Linked DNA regions of Homo sapiens: region 1 is linked to region 2. Evidence: chromatin contacts called from ENCODE Hi-C or POLR2A ChIA-PET data. All regions are on one chromosome and are shown on one strand. Each heading gives the region's core, a stretch centred on a gene start or an enhancer-like site at or near the end of the contact. The rest is flanking DNA. Distances are from core to core; before and after follow the strand shown. Region 1 overlaps UBASH3B (ubiquitin associated and SH3 domain containing B). Region 2 holds the start of GRAMD1B (GRAM domain containing 1B).

Region 1 (5,987 bases), core at 1,207-3,706, 620 kb after region 2:
TAAGTATAATGAGAAACCACAGAATGTGGCTCTCCAAATTTCCTCAGTAGCCCTACCTATGTATTTTAAATTATCATAGAAAAACAAACAAAACGACAGCACAAGTAGCAGTGCAGCCATGACTGTCATCATTTATATTAGTTCCCTGACTTACTATACATCCCTGGTATAATTGATGCATTTGTGGATGTTCCATTATGGTTGACACGTACTGTAAGTGTACAACAACCTGACCCTTGGTATGGTTTGCAAACATGTCCATATTGCACAGAATGAACTTCTTGCTGCAAATAATATATCTAACATACATCCTTTCAAAATGTAACATCCTTAACTAGTTAACATAGTCTAGAGTCTAGGGGCAAAGACAAGCAAATATTGATGATTTAGAAATGCAGTAGCACGTTAGGCTACAACATGGTTAATTCCAAGTCACTTCATATTTTGCAAGTTCTTTGCTCCTATGATTGAATACTTCAAACATGTATCTTATCTTTCCTCCTGAGTATCCAAAAGTGCTTTGGAGAGCAAAAGTGCTTTGTCTCCCCATTTCACAGAAGCAAGGAGGGGGGATAGGGCTGTAGCAAGAAGGGCCAGCTGCTCTAGAGAAAATGTGGCAGTACCAGGGTAAATGTTAGCATCCTTAAGCGGGTATCTTCAGCCAGCAACACTGGTGTATGGGGGCTAGTGACGGTAGGATTTCATGTGTAACCTAAGAACAACTCTCTTCAGGGCATGTTTTCTAATAATCTTAAAAGGATTCCTCAGCTTGGCTCTACCTAACTGGAAAATGGAGATAAAAAAAAAAAAATTCCATCCCCAAGCTGTCCTTTCAATGCTCCCCCAGCTGGTCTGGGCACACTCCTTCCTCTTGCACCCCTTAGAGCGGGCCAGCAGCTCCCTCTGGGAGAAATGAGGCCCCTTAGCTGTGCATACCCAGAGGGAACGAAACATTCTCTTCTGTAGCAGGTGCCCCGATTTAGGAAGACAATTCTCCAAAGCCTTGTGAGCTAGGCAAGAGTCCAGAGAGAACACATTTTTTTCCTCTGAATCAAGTCTTTCTCTCATTTACACAGTCTCATCTTAAGAACTTTAAGTGTGAAAGGAAATATGCTAAATTATTCTGAGCTGTCCACTTAGAGTGTGGTGTGGATTTTCCCACTGTTTTTAAACACACAGAAAGACACACTCCAAAAGGCCTTTCCTTCTTGTTCACTGGTGTGGTTTATTCTTGAAGCAAGGTCTCTCTCCAGTTGAAGCCCCCAGTTGGTCCATGGGTAAGAGGAAGGATTGGTGGATCTGTCAGCTGCCATATTCCAGTTTCTCCTAATTCTTCACAGGAACAAAATCCCAGATATGGGATCTGAAGTAAGAGTCGTAAAGAAAGGGGATATTAGGAGATAGGTTTAATGCTTTAACTTTTACCTAAATACAAAGATATTCATGTGGCCCTAGAGAATTGCAGTCAGAAATGGATAGTGGCTTTGTAGAAATGCATTCCCTTCAAAAATCGATAAATAAAATAAAATGGGTAAAACTGGTAACTTAGAAGAGTATTTACATTGCAAGAGGATTCATCAGAAGGATCCATTAAATGGTGACCTCCCCTAAAGTAATTAAGTCATTGTTCATAGATTGCTGCTTAATTGGGTGGCAGAAAAAGAGGACCAAAATACATAAGGCTACAATGCCAGGAGTTAATTCCCAATTGCAAGTCCAGGTAAAAAGGCAGCTCAAGGCCGGGCACAGTGGCTCACGCCTGTAATCCCAGTACTTTGGGAGGCCGAGGCGGGCGGGTCACTTGAGGTCAAGAGTTCGAGACCAGCCTGGCCAACATGGCAAACCTCATCTATACTAAAAATACAAAAAATTAGCTGGGCGTGGTGGCATGTGCCTGTAATCCCAGCTACGTGGGAGGCTGAATCAGGAGAATCGCTTGAATCCAGGAGGCAGAGGTTAAAGTGAACCGAGATTACGCCACTGTGCTCTAGCCTGGGTGACAGAGCAAGGCTCTGTCTCAAAAAAAAAAGAAAAAAGAAAAGAAAAAGTCAGCTCAAACATTTCTGAAATTATACTTGGACCCAATGGAAAATATTTTTCAATTTGAAAAAATTTGTTTCACCCGTTTTTTTTTTCTCCTTACGAGTCTCTGCAACATTCAAAGCTGAAGCTGTGCTCTCCCTCACTTCAGTTGTCACAGCAATTTTAAAACTTATTTTTGTCTGTGTCCAGAGCTGCATTTACAAACAAGACAAAATTCTCTGTCTTCCAGCACTTACAAATGAGGACAGATGCATAAATAAACTTTTCAAAAATGTGAAAAAAGATTGCAATTGAGTTTGAACCAGGTTCTCTGGCGGCAGAGAAAGGAAGTATGTAATTTGCCTGAAGGGAAGTGTGTGGGAGGCAGCTGACCAGAAAACCTCTCCCACAGGCACAGAAAGGAAGACTCCAGATGTGTGGGTCAGCCTCATGGGTTTTCTGTCTTGCTGTCTTGTTCCTGGCTTTGCCTTTTAGCCTCCTCATTTGAAACTGCTGCATGCCTCGGCCTACCTTCAAGGACCTGTGTTTGAGTTAAGCTTTCAGATGCTGTCTTTTGGACTGACCTCTATTGATCCAACCCAAGTTCCCTCAGGGAAATTCAGAGAAGGTCCCTCAGGGAAATCCAGACAATTTGCTTATAATTCCTAGCTGCTTCCTACATTTTAGCTCTTAGAAGCTAGAACTAGCTCTCATACATTGTTTTTCTAACACAAGGCTTAATAAAGTGCCCTGCACAGAGTATCACTCAATACATCTTGGTTGAGTGAAGCAATAAATGAATATTCCCAGCTCAGCATAAACACATGCTTCAAAGAACTTGGTAATCAGCCAGTCACTGTACTGACTTCAAACTACTAGCCATCACGGACCCCAAAGTACGAGAATGAATTACCTTTCGGACCATTTGTACGAAGTCCTTGGAGTTCTGAGGTGACAGGCCCTGAAGTTGGCAGGTACACGCTTCAAGGGAAGATGCGTGGGCCACAATCAGGATGTTATTTCCTGGGGGAAAATGGCAAGGTATGGGAAGACTGTTTCTATAAAGACATGGAAACTTTGCAAATACTGGAAGCTAACTAAATGCTCTGCAGGGGAGCAAACACACTCAAGAAGACAATTTGCCTAAGCAATATTTTGAAAGTGCTTTGTTACTGATAAGGCAGCTTAATCTTTTTAAAGAAAACATTTATCTTAAAATAGTTACAGATTTATGGGGCCGGGTGTGGTGGCTCATCCCTGTAATCCCAGTAATTTTGAGAGAACGAGGAGGGAGGACCACTTGAGTTCAGGAGTTTGAGACCAGCCTGAGCAACATAGTGAGACCCTGTCCCTATAGAAAATTTTTAAAAAATTAGCTGGGTGTGGTGGCCTGTGCCTGCAGTCCCAGCTACTTGGGAGGCTGATGTGGGAGGATCACTTGAGCCCAGGAGATTGAGGCTATAGTGAGCCATGATTGCATCACTGCGCTCCAGCCTGAGTGTCAGGAGCAAGACCCTGTCTCAAAAATAATAATAATAATTATGGATTTATGGGAGGGTTACATACATATACATACATACCGACAAGATCCCATGAACCCTTCATCCCATCCCCCTCCAATGGTAACATCTTACATAACTATGGTACAGTATCAAACCCAGGAAATGGACGCTGGTACAATACACACAGCGTATTCAGATTTTAGCAGGTGTGCAAGAAGTCGTTTGTGCATATGTGACGATACAGTTCATGCAATTCTATCATATGTGTAGCTTTTTGTAACACCATGACAATCAAGATACAGGACTGTTGTGTGTCCATAGGGCTGTCTGTGCAACTCCTTCTAACATAGTTTTAAGTGTTCCCACTATAGAACTATGAGCACTTGAGACTTCCTGGTTGATAGAACATGTTGTGTACCTTTATGGTAGTGAGTGGCTAATCAATGAAAACTGGAAGGTGGGAATCATTCATAATACTGTTGCTCATGGCTGCCTACTGTTTGAATATAAGTATTTTAACTTAAAAAAAGAGATGAAGGGAATGTCCATACTTTTTTTGCAATATGCCTTTTTCACTAAAAAATTGATAGTGAACAGTCTTACATATTAAATATTTGAGCTCAGTGTTTAGAAAATTCAATAGCAAACACACTTGAGCCTTATACAACACTGCTCTTGGTTGGTGATAGCAGGGAAGGTGTATGTGTTTGTGTAGGTGTGCTGTGTGTAGGTGTGCATGCCGCTGCATCAATTATAGGCAAAACAGTGGCATGCTAGAGCTTTTGGAAATTATAAGAGGGAATCTCTTTCACAGGGTGCAAGAAGAATAGCTATAACGCAGAATTTAAGTTATTAAGAATAGTAACTAAGTCTGGTATAAACCCCTGGAATATCTACCATTTTAGGAACTCAGAGAATATTACAAATTTAATGTAAAAGTATCTGGAAGAAAATCTGGAAATACATTTCTTTGGTTAGCCAAAGCAAGTTGAAACATCTTGAATAACCTATTAACCATTATAGAGAAATAATCACGTATGTACAGATGGAGTTCAGAATAATACCACTTACCTTTACTTTTACATTCACTTATTATTTCTTTTGTTACTTGGAAACTTCTACTGATATAAGTATCATAGGATTCTGAAACAACTAATTTGCTGATTGGAATGTGAGGTCTGTAATAGAAAAATGAACAAAGGAAATGAAAACATTTTGATCTTGAGACAAAGGAAGATATCACTCTAAACTTTTATTTCAAGGCATTTCTAAAGATCCCGTAGATCTGTTTGTTTATCCATTTCCCTAGAAAGGAGAAAGGTATAGGGAACAGCATTTCTACTATATGAACATGGAGTGGAAATGTACAGAAATAACAGCTATGTGTATGGCGTTACAGTGACCAGGTGAAAAATGAGACATTCAGTGCATGTTTCACTCTCGGGATAACAAATAAGCCATTGATGGATGGTCCTAGTCACATAGCTAATACAAAACAAAGCAGAGATGGAACCCTCAACCTATTTAGATCAGCAGGGATTTCCCAGACCTCTCTTCAAGAGCAGCAAGGATGGGTTTTAAACGCAGATATTAGGTCCATCTGATTCTTTGCGAGTTTATCAAATTTCACCAGTCTTTTCCTTTAATTCTCTCTTATTTTGAACACAGACCATACACTTGGCACAAGGAGAAGTGCAAAGCATAAAGATGAAGACCACTCAATTTCTGTGTTGGAAAAGTTCTCTGCCTGTGGTTGGGGTGAAGAGGTTATTGATGTAAATGATAATTACTATACAATCTACAAAGGCATGTGATACTGTGTGTCCCTCACCGGCCTGGGGGCCTGGCTGTGCCCCCCACCCAAATCTCATCCTGAATTTCCACATGTTGTGGGAGGGACTTGGTGGGAGATAATTGAATCATGGGGGCAGGTCTTTCCTGTGCTGTTCTCGTGATAGTGAATAAGTCTCACAAGATCTGATGGTTTATTTTTTAAAATTTTTATTTATTTATTTTTTGTTATTTGTTTTTTGTTGTTGTTGTTGTTTTATTTTTGAGATTGAGTTTCACTCTTGTTGCCCAGGCCGGAGTGCAATGGCTCGATCTCGACTCACTGCAACCTCCGCCTCCTGAGTTCAAGCAATTCTCCTGCCTCAGCCTCCCAAGTAGCTGGGATTAGAGGCATGCGCCACCACACCCGGCTAATTTTGTATTGTTTTTAGTAGAGACAGGGTTTCACCATGTTGGCCAGGCTGGTCTTGAACTCCTGACCTCAGATGATCCGCCCACCTCGGCCTCCCAAAGTGCTGGGATTACAGGCATGAGCCACTGCACCCAGCCAATCTGACCGTTTTAAAAAGGGGAGTTCCCTGCACAAGCTCTCTCTTTGCCTGCTGCAATCCATGTTAAGACGTGACTTGCTTCTCCTTGCCTTCCGCCATGATTGTGAGGCTTCCCCAGTCA
Region 2 (5,906 bases), core at 2,389-4,888:
AACTGCCTGAACTACATCTAGATGAAAATCCTGCCAAATTTTAAGGATATGTCCCCAAATCCAACAAAATGAAGGTTCCACTACACACATAGACAACTCTCGAAACCAGGAATACCTTCCTAAATCTAACCAAATCTACTGTCATCCCCATCCTAGCCAGCAATGCAAGATTTTTTTCTTCATACACACAAAGACACACACACACACACACACACACACACACACACGCACGTAACATTTTAAGCGTTGGGGGTGGGGGTCTCACCATGGCTGAAATGCAGTGGTTATTCACAGGCACCATTATAGCCTACTAAAGCCTTGAACTCTTGGGCTCATGTGATCCTCACACCACAACCCAAGTAGCTGGGAATACAGGCCATGCCATTGCACCCGGCTCTTTTTACCATATTTTGTCCTCAGTATATATGGCAGAATCTCAAGATCAAAAGAAGGTCTCTTTTAGTTTCTTTTACATTGGAGGGAAAAGCCGACAAGCCATGACAAACTACTTTATTTATTTATTCATTTAAGATGAAGTTTCGCTCTTGTTGCCCAGGCTGGAGTGCAATGGCGCGATCTTGGCTCACTGCAACCTCCACCTCCCGGGTTCAAGCAATTCTCCCGCCTTGGCCTCCCGAGTAGCTGGGATTACAGGCACCCGCTACTACACCTGGCTAATTTTTTGTATTTTTAGTAGAGACAGGGTTTCACCATGTTGGCCAAGCTGGTCTCGAACTCCTGACCTCAGGTGACCCTCCCGCCTCACCTCAGGTGACCCTCCCGCCTCAGCCTCCCAAAGTGCTGGGATTACAGGCATTAGCCACCGCCCCTGGCCTGACAAACTACTTTAGTTCAAGGTTAGCTCCCACCAAGCTTGCCCCATTTCCCTCTACTCTGTGAAAAGGGTAGCAGGATGAAGTACCAAACAGAAAGAACTTCTATCCCCAGCGTCCACAAAAATCCACGGAACAAAGCTCTGTATCTGCACCTGCTGAGAGAACCATGCTCAGTTGTTGCAAACAGAAAAGATAAACTCTGGAAGGCCCAAAATGCCCATCTTCTGCATAACGGATCCTACTCCTCAGTCCCCACCCCGCAAAGACACATGGCTCATCCTGTTTCTCCTGCCATTCTTCATATTGTTCCCTTCAGCCAGTCTTATGCACCCAACCTCATTCTTTTCCTGCTGTTTTCTACTACCCATCTGTATTTGTCATGGTGTCAGCCTCTTCCTTCAAGAAGTCTTCCTCTACTTCTCCAGAACTCTCTCTTTTCTAGTACAATCAGTACCACACAGCACAGTATGTTTTCCAATGGCTCCCACAGGTCTTCAATTTTTTTTTTTTTTTTTGAGACAGAGTCTCACTCTGTGGCCCAGGCTGGAGTGCAGTGGCACAGTCTTGGCTCACTGCAGCCCCTGTACCCAGGTTCAAGCGATTCTCTTGCCTCAGCCTCCCAAGTAGTTGGGATTACAGGAGCCTGCCACTACACCCAGCTAATTTTTGTACTTTTAACAGAAATGGAGTTTCGCCATGTTGGCCAGGGTGGTCTCGAACTCCTGACCTCAAGTGATCCACACGCTTCGGCCTCCCAAAGTGCTGGGATTACAGGTGTGAGCCACTGTGCCCAGGTGTTCATTTCTTATACAAGCCTCCCCTCATCTTCCTTCTCAGCCTCTACAACCCCTTACTCTACCTATCCTTCCCCCACACCCTCCTCAACATCACCACTATTAGCTGTTACTAGACTGAGCTCACAGAAATATTCAGTAAGTACTTACTGAATTGAAATCAATGTAATTGAACAGATTTGGAGAAGGAATTCCAGGGAAAGTGATCAATGACTCAGTTGCTCCGCACAAGAACACAAATCCATTAAGAGACAGGACCCTAAAGTCTCAAAGTAAATATGTAGGATTCGTGGTACCGATGAACAAGTGAGGACTCCCTGCCCTCCACCAGGCAAGGGGCTTGGCTCAGACACAACTTCCTGAAGCAGCAGTCCTGACCAGGGCTGTGTAGAGCTGCTCTAGGGCGCCCTGCAGCAATTCTCTACGTGAGGGAAGCTCAACCTTCTCCCATTACCCAGATGCCACATTGACCTAGGCAAAAAACTAGCTGGTACAAACCACAGTCTTGTAGGTATCGATGTCTAAAGACTCTGATATGGTAGGAAATGTGACTCACTCAATGTCAATATTTCACTTCCACACAAGTGAGCCAGTTAAGGCAATCCGGTGTGGCCAAACATAAAATAAGATTGAAACGGAGTCCTGAAATATAAACCACTTAACTGTTCTCTGGCCTTTTACTATCTCCTTCTGTAGAAAGGGAGCCATAGTAATACCTACCTCAGAGAGTTTGCGTAGGGATGAAATCTGGAGGTACATGAAGTGCGCAACATAGTGGCCCGCACATGGTAAGGGCTCAATAACTATTAGCTGTTATTATTTTTATTATTTATTTCGCTGCGAGGATCAAGGGAGATGGAATGCAGCGTAAAGCCCCACGTAAACGTGTCGTGCAACATGAAGCCCCTCACCCTGAGTTGGGGAGCGGGTGGCACGCGTGGAAGCTGAATGCCACCATCCCTGGGACCAGGCGCAGCGCCCTCCAGAAGCGCCTCTGGTGACGGGCTCCTGTTCTCCCCCAGGACGTTTCCCCCAGAATGCCCCGGGGCCCTGGACGGCTCTGGAGAGGACGGGAGGGAAGGGAAGGAGACGGGCGGAACGGGGACGTACCTGCTTTCACTGCACTCCTTCCGCTCCCTCACCCTCAGCCACTTGCGGAGGAGGAAGCGTTTTCGGCGCGGGGACGCGCTGGGTGTGGAGCAGTTGGACCACGGGGTGTCCTCGTCGCTGGAGGGCGTGATCTCGATGGACGGCAGCTGCAGGAACTCCTTGCCGGGGGCCAAGACGGCGGGCAGGTCCCGGGCCAGCCCGGCCTCCAGGCTCTGCTCCTGTACGTTCTTCATGCGGCGCATCTTGAAGCGCCGGCGGCGAAGCGTGGGGGTCGACGAACTGGACCAGACCGGGCTGCCCTCGGGCGCACCCTGCGGCTCGGGCACCTGCAGGGCGGGCAGCGGCCGGTTCTCCATCATGTTGGCCGCCGGCATGGGGGCCGTCGCCTCTGCGCTCCCCCTGAGCCCTCCGCCAGCGGCCTGGTTCGCGTCTCCCTCTGGCTGTTCCCCACCCTCGGCCCCGCGGCACACTCCCCAATCCTGGGGCCGAAGGAACAAGTTCCTTTCCCGGAGCGCAGCGAGGAAGGGACGCGAGGGGACGCGGCGTAGCGCGCCGCCGCCCGGAGTCTAACTTTTCGGAGCGCGCGTCCTCCGGGCCGTCAGCCGCCGGCGAGGCCACCCGGGAGGGGCGGGAGCCGCCTGCCAGCCACTCGGCAGCCCTCCTGGGGCTCCCCTCGCGCGCCCGCTTGTTTTTCTTCCGCTGCGCTTCCTCGCTTGCTGGCGTCTTTGCCTTAGCGGGACTCGGCAGCCAGGGGCCCCAGGGGGCGGTGCAGCAAACTCTCAGCGGTTTGCGTTCAGCAGACCAGGTTGGGGAGCCGGCTTGGCGCTGCAGGGAGGTAGAGAGCGGGAGGAAGAGGCAGTGGTAGGAGGGAAAGGGAGAGAGAGACAGAGAGAGAGAGAGAGAGAGGAAGCGAGACACTGGATAAAAACAAAAAAGGAGGAGGAGGAGCGGGGGCTGGGGGCGGGGTGAGGGGGGCTATCCTGAATGGGCTAGCACTGGCAGCGACCGCTAGTGTAACTGTACACGGATTCCCTCGGGGAGGGACTCGACCTCCAAGTAAAGGCTGCTCCAATCAGCCTACTGAAATAGGATCACAAACCAAACTTTCTCAGGGCAACGATTGGCCAGGCAACTCCCATTAGTCGAACTCGGCTATTTCCTTGGGGGTGGGGGGTGCAGAGAAAGGGGAGTCAATGAATTCAGTCCTCACTCTCTCAGGCCACCCATGATACAGGGTTGAAGGAAAATGAGGAGACTTTTCAACTAGCTCTTGTCTCCTAAGAAAGGCAGTTTAAATTATTTGGGGGCGTGAGTAGTGGCACTGCAGGCCGGAGTATAGTCAGAGGAGGAAAGCAAGGTTGCTGGAGGCTGCTTCCAAAATGACAAGCTGAGAAGAGGACAGTTCTCCCGTGGCGGCGTGAGCTGAGGATACCAGACATGACATACCAAGGAAAGACAGACAACAGGGTCTGAGAGACAAAGGACACAGGACCAGTAAGGAAAATGGGGCCTGAACCCTGTACATGAGCCAGCTGCCAGTACCATAGCCGCGTCCCTAGCAAAGAATGAAATGAGGAGTCGGTGAGCACCCACAAAGCAATGCATCCAACAGAGCCCCAGGGAGTCGAGGGTACCCCCCCTTACATTGCTGAGGGCTGATTCAGTTCTGCTTCAGCCTGCCATGGACTGAGTCACAGAATCCAGTATGTCCCCATGTCATGGAACCTAGGAAGTCTGGTTCAGTCCTGGTAGCATCCCAAGATGTGCTGAACCACACTCACTCTCTAGACCCAGGCCCTAAGAGATCATCAACCCTAGAACCGATCCATCCTATTTAGGTGCTCTCTGTGGGCACTGAGTCTAACCCAGCCCAGCTCCTAGAGCAGGGCTGTAGCAGCCATTCTCCTCCTTCAACCCCAGCCCAATGCATTTGTCTCTTGGGTCAGTAACTGTTTTGTTTTGTTTTGTTTTTAAGAGACAAAGTCTCACTCTGTTGCCCAGGCTGGAGTGCAGTGGTGCAGTCATGGCTCACCGCAACCTTGAATTCCTGGGCTCAAGCTGTCCTCCCAGCTGAGCCTCCTGAGTAGCTGGGAGTACAGGTGCGCACCACCACACGCAGCTAAGTTTTATTTCTTTTTGTCGATATGAGGTCTTGCTATATTGCCCAGGCTGGTCTCAAACTCCTGGCCTCAAGTGATCTGCCCACCTTGGCCTCCCAAAGTGCTGAGATTACAGGCATGAGCCACCATGCCCAGCCTGGTCAGTAACTTTCAAAGAGATCATGAGAAGCACCCAAGAACATACCATGAAGTCCACAATCTGATCCACCCTTCTTTTCTGCCTCTCTCAGAGTCCAGTTTCCATCTGGGAGCCAATGCCCAGCTTCCGTGCCAGGACAAAAGTCACATTTCACAAGTGTCCCGAAGCTGAGGAAAATTCACATCCCTAAAGATCACAAGAATTCACTGCAAGTAAATACATCCCTGCAGTTCAGCAAGACATCAAGGATGACAGCTGGCTATGGATCTACCAAGCTCTGCAATGACACTTGTCAAGTATGGAAAAGCTCAAGGCATCCTGACATTACACAACTTTTGAGAGGCTGGGAAACCAAGGGAAATATTTCTTCCTCAGGGAGAGAGATACTGCGGCTGAAGAGCCAAGGCCAGGCCCTCCCATAAATGACTCCCTGGAATGTCAGCCCCCGTTTCTGAAATCCAGCCACTGGCCCTCTCAGGAGTGATTTGGTTTCACTCTACTTTAACTCCTGGACATAGCACAGAAAGCAGAAACCCCTTGCCATCAGGTGTCAGGCCTGCCAAGGTCACCTCTTCCGGCTCCAGGGATGCTGAGGAGATTGCACTGTAACTCCAAACTTCAGGATCGGGAGCTAAGCCAAGTTCCACAGAGTTTGTTCACTGCCTTGTACTTCCTCCAAGGACGAGTGTTTTGCAAGGGATCTGATAACTTCCCAGTTCAAGGAACCTGAGTTTTGGGCGGGCTCTTGACATAGAAGATGAGGGTCTCAGGGGCTTATGGGAAGAAAGGAAGCCAGGACACCACCATTCGCTTGGAGGCCAAAAACACAAAAGGATGGTCCACAAGACAGGGGCCAGAAGATTCTATGGGCAGCTTGGGAAGAGGGAGAAGAAACAAGGGAGGAAGC

Evidence for each region. Hi-C counts contacts between places; a loop is a spot of excess contacts on that map. ChIA-PET counts read pairs that join two places held with the same protein, here RNA polymerase II (POLR2A). Pooled maps may share reads with other maps.
Region 1: a loop to region 2 is called in a pooled map, with 2.2 times the contacts of the local background. The contact joins the enhancer-like site here to the promoter of GRAMD1B in region 2. A Hi-C loop is called at or near these places in 1 of 50 pooled maps. POLR2A ChIA-PET finds 5 or more read pairs at or near these places in 2 of 52 experiments (B cell and activated T-cell).

What each region holds. Positions count from the first base shown.
Region 1 is chr11:122,805,125-122,811,111 of GRCh38, reverse strand. UBASH3B (ubiquitin associated and SH3 domain containing B) reads right to left here. Exons shown (of 14, transcript NM_032873.5): 12 at 4,596-4,702; 13 at 2,936-3,045; 14 at 1-1,363. The coding sequence ends at 1,226. Among named protein-coding and RNA genes, the nearest start is that of CRTAM, 30 kb to the left of the region's middle. RefSeq lists an enhancer at 5,778-5,987. Within about 2 kb of position 2,456, at least 11 of the 41 ENCODE cell types and tissues checked have a DNase peak (open chromatin) inside an H3K27ac peak, as active enhancers do.
Region 2 is chr11:123,428,001-123,433,906 of GRCh38, reverse strand. It overlaps GRAMD1B (GRAM domain containing 1B), which reads right to left and starts at 3,638. Exons shown (of 20, transcript NM_001387025.1): 1 at 2,741-3,638. The coding sequence starts at 3,114. LOC124902776 (a long non-coding RNA gene) reads left to right here and starts at 2,693. Exons shown (of 2, transcript XR_007062928.1): 1 at 2,693-2,960; 2 at 5,091-5,906. RefSeq lists silencers at 3,011-3,060, 3,171-3,500.